2 separate regions of the Homo sapiens genome follow, and region 2 is linked to region 1. Evidence: read pairs that join two places in POLR2A ChIA-PET (ENCODE). Cell type or tissue: PC-9. All regions are shown on one strand. Each heading gives the region's core, and the rest is flanking DNA. Links, peaks and the distances in the headings are about the cores only.

The links. ChIA-PET counts read pairs that join two places held together with the same protein. Peaks named below come from ENCODE experiments on the same cell type or tissue, not always from the same donor. Only the 100,000 strongest peaks of a DNase experiment are listed, where the experiment ranks them.
Region 2: POLR2A ChIA-PET joins it to region 1 with 14 read pairs; 18 of 35 experiments call an interaction of 5 or more read pairs at or near these places.

The regions. Positions count from the first base shown.
Region 1 is chr12:123,241,102-123,249,098 of GRCh38, reverse strand. All of the region lies in intron 1 of MTRFR (mitochondrial translation release factor in rescue), which reads right to left. It also overlaps a transcript of MPHOSPH9 not described here. Among named protein-coding and RNA genes, the nearest start is that of MTRFR, 12 kb to the right of the region's middle. In PC-9, for the core only: no CTCF peak of the experiment used is centred there; no DNase peak of the experiment used is centred there.
Region 2 is chr12:123,124,055-123,132,051 of GRCh38, reverse strand. The region is part of intron 1 of PITPNM2 (phosphatidylinositol transfer protein membrane associated 2); the gene reads left to right. Among named protein-coding and RNA genes, the nearest start is that of PITPNM2, 23 kb to the left of the region's middle. RefSeq lists an enhancer at 3,793-4,404. In PC-9, for the core only: a CTCF peak has its summit at 5,552 (motif pointing right); DNase peaks (open chromatin) are centred at 4,031 and 5,341; H3K4me3 peaks cover 475 bases; H3K27ac peaks cover 3,630 bases.

The sequences.
Region 1 (7,997 bases), core at 1,516-6,515:
TCAGTGCTCTATGTCTAGCTAATCTAGTGGGGACTTGGAGAACTTTTGTGTCTAGCTAAAGGATTGTAAATGCACCAATCAGCACTCTGTGTCTAGCTGAAGGTTTGTAAACACATCAATCAGTGCTGTGTCTAGCTAAATCTAGGGACTTGGAGAACTTTTGTGTCTAGCTAAAGGATTGTAAATGCACCAGTCAGCACTCTGTGTCTAGCTCAAGGTTTATAAACGCACCAATCAGCACCCTGTCAAAACAGACCAATCAGCTGTCTGTAAAATGGGCCAATCAGCTCTCTGTAAAATGGACCAATCAGCAGGATGTGGGTGGGGTCAGATAAGGGAATAAACGCAGGCTGCCTGAGCCAGCAGTGCAACCCGTTCGGGTCACCTTCCACACTGTGGAAGCTTTGTTCTTTTGGTCTTTGTGGTAAATGTTACTGCTGCTCACTCCTTGGGTCTGTGCTGCCTTTAAGAGCTGCAACACTCACTGCGAAGGTCTGCAGGTTCACTCCTGAAGTCAGCGAGACCACAAACCCACCAGAAGGAAGAAACTCTGGATGCATCTGAACATCTGAAGGAACAAACTCTGGACACACCATCTTTAAGAGCTGTAATACTCACCATGAGGGTCCGTGGCTTCATTCTTGAAGTCAGCAAGACCAAGAACCCACCAATTCCGGACAAAGTTAAAATGAAAGAAAGAATTTTAAGAGTCTGTGAGACAGAAGCACCAGGTAACCTATAAAGGAAAACCTATCAGATTAACAGCAGATTTCTCAGGAGAAACACTACAAGCTAGAAGGGATTGGGGTCCTATGTTCAGCCTCCTCAAACAAAACAATTATCAGCCAAGAATTTTGTATCCAGCAAAACTAAGTATCACATATGAAGAAAAGATAGTTGTTTTCAGACAAACAAATGCTGAGAGAATTCACCATTACCAAGCCACTGCTACAAAAACTGCTAAAAGGAGCTCTAAATCTTGAAACAAATCCTGGAAACACATCAAAACAGAACCTCTTTAAAGCATAAATCACACAGGACCTATAAAACAAAAATACAAGTTAAAAAGCAAAACCAAAAAACCCCTAAAGTACACAGGCAACAAAGAGCACAATGAATGCAATGGTACCTCACATTTCTTTCTTTTTTTTTTTGAGACAGAGTCTCACTCTGTTGCCCAGGCTGGAGTGCAGTGACATGATAATGGCTCACTGCAAGCTCCGCCTCCCAGGTTCATGCCATTCTCCTGCCTCAGCCTCCCAAGTAGCTGGGACTATAGGTGCCCGCTACCACGCCCGGCTAATTTTTTGTATTTTTAGTAGAGATGAGGTCTCACTGTGTTAGCCAGGATGGTCTTGATCTCCTGACCTCATGATCCGCCCACCTTGGCCTCCCAAAGTGCTGGGATTACAGGCATGAGCCACCGTGCCCAGCTGGTACCTCATTTCAATACTAACATTGAATGTGAATGGCCTAAATGCTCCACTTAAAAGATACAGAACTGCAGAATGGATAAGAACTCATCAACCATCTGCTGCCCTCAGGAGACTCACCTAACACATAAAGACTCACGTAAACTTAAAGGGGTGGAAAAAGGCATGTCATGCAAATGACACCATAAACAAGCAGGGGTAGCTATTCTTGTATCAGACAAAAACTTTAAAGCAACAGCAGTTAAAAGAGACAAAGAGGGACATTATATAATGGTAATAAGGCCTTGTCACAGGATAATATCACAATCCTAAACATATATGAACCTAACACTGGAGCTTCCAAATTTATAAAACAATTACTAACAGACCTAAGAAATGAGATAGACAGCAGCACAATAATAGTGGGGGACTTCAGTACTCCACTGACAGCACTAGACAGGTCATCAAAACGAAAAGTCAACAAAGAATGGATTTAAACTATACCTTGGAACAAATGGACTTAACAGATATATATAGAACATTTCATCCAACAACTGCAGAATATACATTCTATTCAACAGTACATGGAACTTTCTCCAAGAGAGATCATATGACAGGCCATAAAATGAGCCTCAATAAATTTAAGAAAATTGAAATTAGGCGTGAGCGGTGGCTCACGCCTGTAATCCCAGCACTTTGGGAGGCCGAGGCAGGTGGATCACAAGGTCGGGAGATTGAGACCATCCTGGCTAACACAGTAAAACCCTGTCTCTACTAAAAATACAAAAATTAGCCGGGCGTGGTGGTGTGTGCCTGTAGTCCCAGCTCCTGGGGAGGCTGAGGCAGGAGAATGGCGTGAACCCGGGAGGTGGAGCTTGCAGTGAGCCAAGATTGCTCCACTGCACTCCAGCCTGGGCGACAGAGCGAGATTCCATCTCAAAAAAAAAAAAAAAAAAAAAAAAAAAAAAAAAAAAAAATTGAAATTATATCAAGCACTCTCTCAGACCACAGTGGAATAAAACTGGAAATCAACTCCAAAAGGAACCTTCAAAACCATACAAATAAATTAGCTGGGTGTAGTGCCAGGTGCCTGTAATCCCAGCTACTTGGGAGACTGAGGCAGGAGAATTGCTTGAACCTGGGAGGCGGAGGTTGCAGTGAGCCGAGATTGTGCCATTTGCACTCCAGCCTGGGCACAAGAACAAAACTCCGTTTCAAAACAAACAAAACACCAAAAAAACCCCACAAACAAAAAATGCAAATACATGCAAATTAAATAACCTGCTCCTGAATGAGCAGTGGGTCAAAAACAAAATCAAGATGGAAATTAAAAAATTCTTCAAACTGAGGCTGGGTGCAGTGGCTCAGCACTTTGGGAGGCCGAGGAGTGTGGATCACCTGAGATTGGGAGTTCAAGACCAGCCTAACCATGGTGAAACCCCGTCTCTACTGAAAATACAAAATTAGCCGGGCGTGGTGGCGCATGCCTGTAATCCAGCTACTCGGGAGGCTGAGGCAGGAGAACCGCTTGAACCTGGGAGGCGGAGGTTGCAGTGAGCTGAGATCGCCCCACTGCACTCCAGCCTGGGTGACAGAGCGAGACTGTCTCACAACAAAACAAAACCAGCAAAAAAAAATCTATGACAAACCCACAGCCAACATAATACTCAATGGGGAAAAGTTGAAACTGTTCCCCCTGAGAATTGGAACAAGACAAGAATTCCTACTCTCACCACTTCTCTTCAACACAGTATGGAAGTCCTAGCTAGAGCAATCATACAAGATAACGAAATAAAGGGCATCCACATCCATAAAGAGGAAGTCAAGCTGTCACTGTTTGCTAATGATGTGATCGTTTACCTTGAAAACCCTAAGGACTCCTCCAGAAAGCTCCTAGAACTGATAAAAGAATTCACAAAGTTTCTGGATACAAGATTAACATACACAAATCAGTAGCTTTTCTATACACCAACAGCGACCAAGTGGAGAATCAAATCAAGAACTCAACCCCCTTTACAATAGCTGCAAAAACGAACAACAACAACAACAAAAAACAAAAACAAAACTTAGGAATATACCTAACACAGGAGTCGAAAGACCTCTACAAGGAAAACTACAAAACTGCTGAAAGGAATCATAGATGACACAAACAAATGGAAACACATCCCATGCTCATGGATGGGTAGAATCAATATTGTGAAAATGACCATACTGCCAAAAGCAATCTACAAATTCCACACAATCCCCATCAAAATACCACCACCATCATTCTTCACGGAATTAGAAAAAAAAATCTAAAATTCATACGGAACCAAAATAGAGCCCACATAGCCAAAGCAAGACTAAGCAAAAAGTACAAATCTGGAGGCATCATATTACCTGATTTCAAACTATACTATAAGGCCATAGTCACCAAAACAGCGTGGTACTGGTATAAAAATAGGCACGTAGGGCCAGGCGTGGTGGCTCACGCCTGTAATCCCAGCACTTTGGGAGGCCGAGGAGGGTGGATCACGAGGTCAGGAGATCGAGACCATGGTGAAACCCCGTCTCTACCAAAAATACAAAAAATTAGCCGGGCGCAGTGGTGGGCGCATGTAATCCCAGCTACTCGGGAGGCTGAGGCAGGAGAACTGCTTGAATTCCAGGAGGTGGAGGTTGCAGTGAGCTGAGATGGTGCAGCTTGCCTGCACTCTTGCCTGGGTGACAAGAGTAAGACTCTGTCTAAAAAAAAAAAAAAAAAAAAAAAAAAAAAATGCCGGGTGCGGTGGCTCATACCTGTAATCCCAGCACTTTGGGAGGCTGAGGCGGGCAGATCACAAGGTCAGGAGTTCGAGACCAGCCTGACCAACATGGTGAAACCCCATCTCTACTAAAAATACAAAAATTAGCCAGGTGTGTTGGCACGCACCTGTAATCCCAGCTACTTGGGAGGCTGAGGCAGGAGAATCGCTTGAACCCATGAGGCGGAGGTTGCAGTGAGCCAAAATCACACCATTGCACTCCAGCCTGGGTGACAGAGCGAGACTCTGTCTCAAAAAAGAAAAGATCACAGAAAAAAGTATTCTAGAAAGGGCTTTGTTGATTCCTTTCAAGGCTTGAGGCTGATTTGTAGTAAAATCTCTGTCACCCAGGAGGATTACGGGAACTGCAAAAGTACCACTTGGTTAGAGCATCTTTATTGAAGATTACTTAGTAGATTATGTAGTAGGCACTAAATACAGATGTGCTGCTTTTTTTTTGTTTTTTGTTTTGAGATGGAGTTTCGCTCTTGCTGCCCAGGCTGGAGTGCGATGGCGCGATCTTGGCTCGCTGCAACCTCTGCCTCCTGGGTTCAAGTGATTCTCCTGCCTCGGCCTCCTGAGTAGCTGAGACTACAGGCATGTGCTACCACGCCCGGCTAATTTTGTATTTTTAGTAGAGACAGGGTTTCTCCATGTTGGTCAGGCTGGTCTTGAACTCCTGACCTGAGGTGATCCACCAGCCTCAGCCTCCCAAAGTGCTGGGATCACAGGAGTGAGCCACACCGCGCCCGGCCTGTGCTGCTCTTATTAAGCAACTGCCTCATATGAGGCTCTAAATAGCTTCTTTTAGTGTTTGAAACCTCATAAACTGTAGTCATGGCAACTGGTGTCTGATCTAGGTGGGAGCCAGCTTCTAAGGTAACTGGACATCCAGCAGATCACTCCACAGCTTTGCTCCCAGCCTGTCCACCTCACCCTCGGTCAACTTCCCCTGAGCCTGCTGCTGTCTCTTGAGCCCACTGTGAGATCCAGATAGATACCCACTGAGGAGGAAGCAGGATGGAGACATGGGATCAGGCGTTGCTTTCTTGTAAATATGTGCATTTCCTGTTACTTTACATGTAAGCTTCTAGGTTAGTAACCAGTACAGTGATACTGAGATGACACTGGTCACCTTTAGAGTGACAATATGATATCCTTCATCTCTACTTCTGCTATTTCTTTTTTATTTTTTATTTTGAGACGGAGTCTTGCTTTGTCGCCAGGGTGGAGTACAGTGGCGCGATCTCGGCTCCCTGCAACCTCCGCCTCCTGGGTTCAAGTGATTCTCCTGCCTCAGCCTCCCGAGTAGCTGGGACTACAGGCACGTGCCACCACACCTAGCTAATTTTTGTATTTTTTTTTTTTTTTTTTGAGACGGAGTCTCGCTCTGTCGCCCAGGCTGGAGCGCAGTGGTGTGATCTTGGCTCACTGCAAGCTCCGCCTCCCGGGTTCACGCCATTCTCCTGCCTCAGCCTCCCAAGTAGCTGGGACTACAGGCATCTGCCACCACGTCCGGCTAATTTTTTGTATTTTTAGTAGAGACGGGGTTTTGCCATGTTAGCCAGGCTGTTCTCGATTTCCTGACCTCGTGATCCGCCCGCCTCGGCCTCCCAAAGTGCTGGGATTACAGGCGTGAGCCATTGCGCCCAGCCAAAAAAAAAAAAATTGTTTTAAAAGATGGTATTGGCAAGATGCTCCATGACTGTGAAGGGATATACTTTGAAATGGAGTGTGCCAAGGAAAGTGGTGCTTTAAAAACTGGTTTTGTTTAATGTGTATGAAATGTGTATAAAATCAAATACCTTAGAAAAAGATAAATGATAAACCCAGGCACTTTCTCTGAACTCTCTCTAAGAATCACCTTACCTACGAAAGATTGAGTAGACTAAGTCAATGTCCAAAACTTATCTTTCCTTATTCCTGTTTTCAATCCACAAAACAAAATTCATTTGTGTATCAGGCAGCCTGTAGTCCCGGATTCAATTCATTATGGAACATGAGCCCCGCACTTCTGAGTTTCTCATCCGCTAGCTGGTAAATGTGACCAGGCAGGACAGCGCTGGCACAAACCAGTGCAGGGAAAAAGAGAGGAAGTGATTCCAAGGCAAGGCGAGACTCCCAGACAAAGGATGGAGATGAGAGTGCTTTTATCAGCTGCTTTGTCACCAGTCCACTGTTTGAATCTCTACCTTTCTGTCCTAGTTCAGAGCTGCCAGACACACTGGAAGGTCTCCCACCCAGCTGGAGTTCAAGAAGGTCTCCGGTGTTCAGTTACTGGCTGCTTTGTTTAACAGTTAATTCCAACAGCCAATCAGACAATTCTAGACACTTTTAGTATCTCCTGGAGCTTTGGCCCTACTCCAATGACTGCTAAAAATGACAAACACACCCATGGTTCCACTTCCCCAAAGGCCAAAAAAATACGAATTGGATTTCAGTGTTTGTGATACAGAGTAATCCAAAGTCTTTAGGGAACAATAAAAGCAGCTCAAATTATAGCTCATTGTGACATGAAAAAAGAGAAAAAGAAAAATGGTACAGAGAAGTGCTAGTAAGAGGAAACCAGCAGTCATGACAGCTCTGCCCCAGTTCCCTTCTTCAAACGTGAGCTTCGGCGTAGGGCTGGCGCTCTACCCTGACTCCCTAGGCTCTACTTTTCCTTTGATGATGGCTTCTGCACTAAATGGCTGATCGCAGTTAAGGTGAAAGCTCCTGTCATTGCTTCAGTCCCTTCCAACTTGGTTAAGTTCAGAGATAACAGGTCTAAGGAATTTACAAAAGGGAACATTAATTTGTGCAAGAATATTTAAAACATCTATTGAGTATCAGGCATGGGCTTCAGAGAGCCTAAAGAGTCTGTAGCATAAAAGAGAAATGAAGACAAGCACAAACAGGATACATGTGATAGCTGAGGATGGATAACATACTATAGAGCAGTGGTTCTCAAACTTTCTATGCCCCTCATCCTCCTGGAGAGCTTGCTGTCAGGATTTGAAACCTATGTGCTACTGAGTGGCGTTCTTCATGACTGGATCTGGTCAGCACACCCCTCCTCCAGCTTCCAAATTCAACTCAAACCAAGACAGACTATCTGCAGGGATGGCATGTTCAACTCTGCAACAAGGCCTGTGGCCGGAGCAAACAAGATAATAGCCTACAGTCCCAGCTACTTGGGAGGCTGAGGTGGGAGGATTGCTTGAGCCCAGAAGCTGTCTCCAGCCTGTGCAACATAGGGAGACCTCATCTCTAAAAAACAAAATAGGCTGGGCATGGTGGTTCGTGCCTGTAATCCCAGCACTTTGGGAGGCTGAAGTAGGTGGATCACCTGAGGTCAGGAATTCGAGACCATCCTGGCCAACATGGTGAAACCCCGTCTCTACTAAAAATACAAAAAATTAGCTGGGGGTGGTAGTGGGCACCTGTAGTCCCAGCTACTTGGGAGGACTGAGGCAGGAGAATTGCTTGAACCCGGGAGGCAGAGGTTGTAGTGAGCCGAGATCACGCCATTGCGCTCCAGCCTGGGCGAAGACTGAAGGAGCGAGACTCTGTCTCAAAAAACAACAACAACAAAAAACAGTAAAATAAAAAATACAATAAAAAATAAAATAATGCTGGGTGTGATGGCTCACACCTGAAATCCCAGCATATTGGGAGGCTGAGGTGGGAGGAGCCCATGAAGCTGGGAGTTCATGATCAGCTTGGGCAACATAGTGAGACTCCATCTCTTTTATTAAAAAAAAAACAAAAACAAAAAAAAAACAACCCCAAATAAAAGCCTAGATGTAGGAGGTGATGCTGT
Region 2 (7,997 bases), core at 1,752-6,751, 120 kb after region 1:
GGAATCGGGCACTGGGTGTGCTGAGAACCCAACAGGCCTCATGCAGACAGCCTGAATGTGGAGCAGGGTTCTGCCACGGACATGTTGTGGGATCCTGAGCAGGTCACATGCTTTCTCAGAGCTTCTCTTTCCTTCCTGCCTCTGGTTGGTCCTGAGGTTTAAAGGAGAATGTATGTGAAAGGGCCTAGCACAGTTCCTGGCACCTCCCAGAGCTTGACAGGCACTTGGATTCATCCTTGTGTCTGGCACATGTGATGATCCCTTCCAGTAAGCAGTCACAGTTGGCTGGGGGCTGCTTCTTCCATCAGGACCTAGCACAGACACAGGCTAGGAGCTGCTCTGGAAGGGCAGTGGAAGGTGTGGCTGGCTGGCAGGGTGAGGTTCTGTGACTGGGGCAAGAGTAAGGGTGATGTCCTGGAGGGATTCCAGATGGAACCAGACTCTCCCTCTGCCTCCTGGAGCCTCTGCTCCTAGGGCAAGCATGCAGGGGCTTGTGCACTACCATATCTCTGTGTTAATTCCCTAGGGCTGCCATAACAACCCACCACAACTGGATGGCTTAAAACAATGAAAATGTATTCTCTAACAGTACTGGAAGCCACACATCCAAATTTTGGGTTTCGGCAGTTTGGTTGCTTCTAGAGACCGCAACGAGTATCTGTTCCCGGCCTCCCTCCTAGCTGCTGGTGGTTGCAGGCCATTCTTGGCATTCCTTGACTTGAAGACACATAATTCCAACCTCTGCCTAAGTTGTCACATGGTTGTCTCCCTCTGTGTCTATCTGCCTCTGTGACTTTTCTCTTATAAGGACACCAGTCATTGGATTTAGGGCTCACTCTACTCCAGTGCAACCTCACCTTAACTAATGACATCTGCAGTGACCCTATTTCCAAGTAAAGTCACATTCTGAGTTTCTGACAAGGATATGAGTTTTGGGAGGACATTCTTCAACCCATATAATCTCCATATTTGTTGAATGAATGAATGAATGTGAAAGCCATCCTCACATGTCTGCTCAGGTGTATTGATGTAGAATAGAAGGTGGGGATGTCTCTGGTGCCCTAGGCATGTGAGGGTGGGGTGGGGGACAGCACCAGGATCATCCCCTTTTCCTGTCCAAGCCTCTCCTATTTCTGGCCTCTACACCCTAAGCTTAGCACCCTGGCCACCTCCTGACTCAGCCAGTTTTTCAGGTAGAAGCAATTACATTTATTACAGGGAAGGCTGTTCTCACCTTCCTTTCTGCCCAGCATCTCAAAACTCTTTTTTTTTGAGATGGAGTCTCGCTCTGTCACCCAGGCTGGAGTGCAGTGGTGCGATCTCGCCTCATTGCAAGCTCCGCCTCCTGGGTTCACGCCATTCTCCTGCCTCAGCCTCCTAAGTAACTGGGACTACAGGCGCCCGCCACCACGCCCGGCTAATTTTTTGTATTTTTAGTAGAGATGGGGTTTCACCATGTTAGCCAGGATGGTCTTGATCTCCTGACCTCGTGATCCGCCCGCCTCGGCCTCCCAAAGTGCTGGGATTACAGGCGTGATTGCCGGGCCAATCAAAGCTTTCTTTTGTTTCTCTTCCCCTTCCCCTTGGAGCCAAGAAGGACACAAGGATGGCTCGGTGGCCTTGGGCAAATGACCCTGCCCCCAACCTTAGCTTCTGTTTGCAAATGAAGGAGGCAGAGCTGGGTGTTTCCAAAGGTCTTTTGCATCTATAATTATCTCTACTGTTTTACTGCTGAGATAATTGTGGGCCAGGAAAGTGTGCCCTTCCGTCCCACACAAGGCAGGACTGAAATCCATAGGCCCTCATTTCCAGCCTGTCCCCAAATGCTCTGTGCCATCTCCTGGAAGCCCTCTGGGATTAGCATGATTCATATGTGGTTCCCTGGGGTCCTCACTGTGCCCTGTGTGTGACACATTAATTCACAAGTACTACTGGCCTGGGCGACTTATCGAGACCCCATCTCTGCAGAAAATTTTAAAAATTAGCTGGGTATGGTGGTGTGTACCTGTAGTCCCAGCACTTGGGAGGCCAAGGCGGGAGGATCACTTGAGCCCAGGAGTTTGTGGCTGCAGTGAGCTATGATCGTACCACTGCACTCCAGCTTGGGCAACAGAGCAAGACCTCATCTCAAAAAAAAAAAAACGCAAAACAAAATTCACAAGTACTAGCCTGCCATTCAGATGGTATGCAGGAGTGTGCATGTTCATGTGTGTGTGTTGTTTTCCCCGTGTTCCTCTCCCCTCTGTTTCCTCTGTAGGCAAGAACTCTATGCATTTTTCTGTGTCTCTGTGTTCCCCCAGTACAAGTACCCAGCACAGGACTCATTATGCTGGGTTGTGGGCCAGCCTCAGAAACATAAATATTAGGAGATCTACTAAAAGAAAAAAGAGAAAAATATACAAATAAAACAACTACTGTGCTTTCAGTTGATGCCAGAAAAGCATTTGATAAAGTTCACTATCCATTTAATTTTTTTTTTTTCTTGAGACGGAGTCTCTCTGTTGCCCAGGCTGGAGTGCAGTGGCGCAATCTCGGCTCACTGCAAGCTCCGCCTCCCGGGTTCACGCCATTCTTCTGCCTCAGCCTCCTGAGTAGCTGAGACTACAGGCACCCGCCACCATGCCCAGCTAATTTTTTTTGTATTTTTAGTAGAGATGGGGTTTCACCGTGTTAGCCAGGATGGTCTCGATCTCCTGACCTCGTGATCCGCCCGCCTCGGCCTCCCAAAGTGCTGGGATTACAGGCGTGAGCCACCACGCCCGGCCTATCCATTTAATTTTTTTAGAGACAGGACTCCCATGTTGCCCAGGCTGGCCTTGAACTCCTGGGCTTAAGGGATTCCCCTGCCTCAGCCTGCCGAGTAGTTGGGACTACAAGTGTGCGCCACCATGCCTAGCCTCATTACTCCTTTTTTTGAGATTGAGTTTCGCTTTTGTTGCCCAGGCTGGAGTGCAATGGCAGTGATCTTGGTTCACTGCAATCTCTGCCTCCCGGGTTCAAGCAATTCTTCTGCCTCAGCCTCCTGAGTAGCTGTAATTACAGGTGCCCACCACCACACCTGGCTAATTTTTGTATTTTTAGTAAAGACGGGATTTCGCCATGTTGGCCAGACTAATCTTGAACTCCTGACCTCAGGTGATACGCCCTCTTGGCCTCCCAAGTGCTGAGATTACAGGCGTGAGCCCACTGGCCCCAGCCTCATTAATCTTAAAAACGTAGAGACTGAGGGATAGGCAAATATTTCAACATGATAAAGAATATCTCCCATCGGTAGCTACTTTATCTTTTTTTTTTTTTTTTGATATCGAGTCTCACTGTATTGCCCAGGCTGGAGTGCAGTGGCGCGATCTTTGCTCACTGCAACCTCTGTCTCTGGGTTCAAATGATTCTCCTGCCTCAGTCTCCCGAGTAGCTGGGATTACAGACGTGTGCCACTATGGCCAGCTAATTTTTTGTATTTTTAGTAGAGGCGGGGTTTCAACATGTTAGCCAAGATGGTCTCGATCTTCTGACCTTGTGATTTGCCCCCCTCAGCCTCCCAAAGTGCTGAGATTACAGGCATGAGCCACTGCGCCTGCCCCCCCACCTTTTTTTTTTTTTTTTTTTAACTTGAGACGGGGTCTTGCTCTGTCACCCAGGCTGGAGTGCAGTGGCGTGATTTAGCTCACTGCAACCTCCACCTCCTGTGCTCAAGTGATTCTCCCACCTCAGCCTCCTAAGTAGCTGGGACTACAGGTGTGAGCCCGCTTTTTTTTTTTTTTTTTTTTTTTTTTTTTTTTTTTTTTTTGTAGAGATGGGGTTTCGCCATGTTTACTAGGCTGGTCTTGAATGCCTGAGCTTAAGTGATCCCCCTCGGCCTCCCAAAGTGGTAGGATTATAGGCATGAGCAACCGCACTCAGATACTTTATCCTTAATAGTCAAATGCTCTAGTAGCATTTTCCAAAGTATGTTTGAGGAACACAGAATGCTCCTGGGTATTGCATCAAAAAAGCATTCCAGGGCCAAATAACATCTAGGAAGCACTGTTGCTCTAAGACACATTCCTTTTAATGTCTGTTGCAAGACAAGCATGCCTTCTCTCTCTTTAGTACTGTTCTTTATTCTAGATTCAAGCCAATGCAACAGGCTAGGAAAAAGAGGCAGGCTGGGCGCGGTGGCTCATGCCTGTAATCCCAGCACTTTGGGAGGCCAAGGCGGGCGGATCACGAGGTCAGGAGATTGATACCATCCTGGCTAACGCGGTGAAACCCCGTCTCTACTAAAAATACAAAAAATTAGCCAGGCGTGGTGGCGGGCGCCTGTAGTCCCAGCTACTTGGGAGGCTGAGGCAGGAGAATGGCGTGAACCCGGGAGGCAGAGGTTGCCGTGAGCCGAGATCACGCCACTGCACTCCAGCCTGGGCGACAGAGCGAGACTCCGTCTCAAAAAAAAAAAAAAAAAGAAAGAAAAAGAGGCAGGGCATAACTCTCAGATAGGAGGTTGCAAAATGAATGTTTTGAGTGGATACAGCCGTTGTCTTAGGTTTTCAAAGTAGACAAACTCAAAATTAATTAGAATAAGACAGTATGGCAGCCTGTTGCAAAATAAGTAGGCAAACACCATTGTTTTTCTATGCGTCAGTGGAAACCATTGTTGAATTTGATGGGTAGGAGCACCTCTAACACCTGTTTGCTTGGGCATCAACACGCCAGTGACCTTATTTTCTGGTTAGAAACAAGAGTAACACCCGGACAGTTCAGGCAGCTGCCAGCACCTCCTGGGTCCCCTGCGACCTGGACTCCCAGGAAATGGAGGGCAGCGGTGTAAGTGGCGTGATGCAGGGTGTTCAGCATCTCTCAGTGGGGTTATTCTGAGGACTCTTCCAGAATGTTTTGAACACATTTGTGCACCATTAAGTCGTTGTCACAGAGCCTGGAAGTCCATTATTTCAAGCTCAACTCATCCTGGATGATGGATGTGACTTGAGGAGGGATGAACCATTCGTGCATTCTCCAAGGGCAGGGCTCTCAGAAATTCCCTGTAGCTTTGTGGTCCCTTGCCCTGGCATCCCCTAGACCACCATGCTGAGGGCAGTGTTTGGACGAGACCCCAGTGAACAGAGCCTGGTTGTTGGAAGTAAATCTTTTGCTCCTGCTGGAAACCAGAGAACAGACACTGCTTCATCACTGCTGTCATTCATGCAAGCTTCATCACATTTTCCCAGTCATTATCCTGATCTTTCTCAAAGGCAATTCTTGCCTCTCTTTCAATCAACAGAGAACCCTAGAGATAATTCAGTCTTTGAGGGATTGCTGAGTCATTCAGCTGACTGGGGCTACCATGATGAAGCTGAAGTTCCAATGTCATGAATCAGGCTGTTCTCGGAGGCCACGGAAGGGGTGGATGGATGTGTGTCTGCCAGCTGTCCCACAGGCTGAACCCATCATGCTGGCCATACTTCCTAAGTCATCCTCCCTCCTCCCTAGTTCTTTTTCTTTACTCACTCAGTGTGGTTTTGCTACTTTTAATTTTCTGCCTTATTTTAACCATAGTGGTTTGCATGACCACCAGAGGGGTCAGTGTGCAGTTCTCCTAGGACTAAAGCCCTCCAGCTTTGTGACAGCTTTTCGCCTGAAGCTTGGTGGTCTGATCTGCAAGTTGGCCCTCTTCTAAATGGTGGGAGTTGTAGTCAGCTTGCTTGCCAGACTGGATTGTGGAGAATAGTAGGGCAAGAGTGAGAGGTTAATAGGGCAAGAATTCCCAAGCTTACCCAAGGATATGCATCAATCCCTGCAGAACCCTTAGCAGTTATATTCAACTCACTGAAGGGTCTGCTTGGTTTTTAGATCTTCTTTCTGATTCTTTAGGGATATGAGGGTCACAGGATTAAAAGGTAGAGCCTAGGCTGGGCATGGTGGCTCAAGCCTGTAATCCCAGCACTTTGGGAGGCCGAGGCAGGCGGATCACAAGGTCAGAAGATTGAGACCATCCTGGCTAACACAGTGAAACCCTGTCTCTACTAAAAATACAAAAAATTAGCTGGGCGTGGTGGCGGGTGCCTGTAGTCCCAGCTACTCCGGAGGCTGAGACAGGAGAATGGCGTGAACCTGAGAGGCGGAGCTTGCAGTGAGCCGAGATCACGCCACTGCGCTCCAGCCTGGGTGACAGTGCGAGACTCCATCTCAAAAAAAAAAAAAAAAAAAAAAACCCTAATTTTTTTTTTTTTTTTTGAGACAGAGTCTCGCTCTGTCGCCCAGGCTGGAGTACAGTGGAGTAATCTCGGCTCACTGCAACCTCGGCCTCTGGGGTTCAAGCGATTCTCCTGCCTCAGCCTCCTGAGAGCTGGGATTACAGGTGCCTGCCACCACGCCCAGCTAATTTTTGTATTTTTAATAGAGACGGGGTTTCACCTTGTTGGTCAGGCTGGTCTCAAACTCCTGACCTCGTGATCCGCCCCCCTCGGCCTCCCAAAGTGCTGGGATTACAGGCGTGAGCCACAGCGCCTGGCCTGTACCATGCATTTTCTTTGCGTTCTGCTATTCCAAAAGAAATATTAAATATTGGCATTTTAAAACATAAAATAATTAGAATTGAAATTTTAAAAACTCTTGTTAAATCTGTAGCATCAACTTAAATGAACCATCAGTGGTGTGCATCATCCTTTGATATGACTGAGTCTGCTTTTTGTATCCAGATATCAATTATTTATTTGTTTTTGCTTCTACCTAACTTCTTCCTTCTCTAACAATTCAAGACTCACAATTTTCTAGGATTCAAAGAACATTGTTTTTTGAGTGCTTTAGAATCATTTACTCATTCATTCTTTCACTTACTAAAAAACATTTAACATTTGGGAGGTTGAGGTGGGCAGATTGCTTGAGCCCAGGAGTTTGAGACCAACCTGGGCAACATGGCAAGACCTCATCTCTACAAAAAAAATACAAAAATTAGCTGGGCATGGTGACACATGCCTGTAGTCCCAGCTACTTGGGAGGCTGAGGCAGGAGGATCAAGGGAGCCCAAGAGATCAAGGCTGCAGTGAGCTGTGATGTCACCGCTGCACTCCATCTGGACTACAGAGCGAGACTCTGTCTCAAAATAAAAAAAATTTTTTTAACGAAACATTGAAAAGGCTATGCATGATAGTGCACCAGACATTAGCAAGATTCTAAAGATAAATTAGATACATTCCTTATGGAACTTACAAACTCATAGATTACAGTTCAGTAATAAAATATAAAGATCATATATATTTTAAATATTATTTGGGTAAGTAAGTAATGCATTATACTTGGTACCGAAGTGAAAAGCAGCTACAGGCAAACATAAGACTTCTTGCCGGGTTGGGGGATGGGGGAGGGATAGCATTAGGAGATATACCTAATGTAAATGACGAGTTAATGGGTGTAGCACACCAACATGGCACATGTATACATATGTAACAAACCTGCACGTTGTGCATATACCCTAGAACTTAAAGTATAATAATAATAATAAAAAAGACTTCTTGCCACCCCTGTCTTCAATATCTTAGTTTTCCTTCCCAGAGACAGTGATGGTTGCTAGTTTTGTGTGTGTGTCCTCTTTCAGAGAGATTCTCTGTATATATTAATGTATATTACTTTTTAATTTTTTTTTTTGAGATGGAGTCTCGCTCTGTTGCCCAGGTTGGAGTGCAGTGGTGTGATCTTGGCTCACTGCAGCTTCCGTCTCATGGGTTCAAGTGATTCTCCTGCCTCAGTCTCCCAAGTAGCTGGAATTACAGGTGCACACCACCATGCCTGGCTAATATTTTGTATTTTTATTTTATTTTTTGAGACGGAGTCTCACTCTGTCGCCCAGGCTGGACTGCAGTGGCACAATCTCGGGCTCACTGCAACCTCCGCCTCCTGGGTCCAAGCGATTCTCCTGCCTCAGCCTCCCGAGTAGCTGGGGTTACAGGCATCTGCCACCACGCCAGGCTAATTTTTTTGTATTTTTAGTAGAGATAGGGTTTCACCGTGTTAGCCAGGGTGGT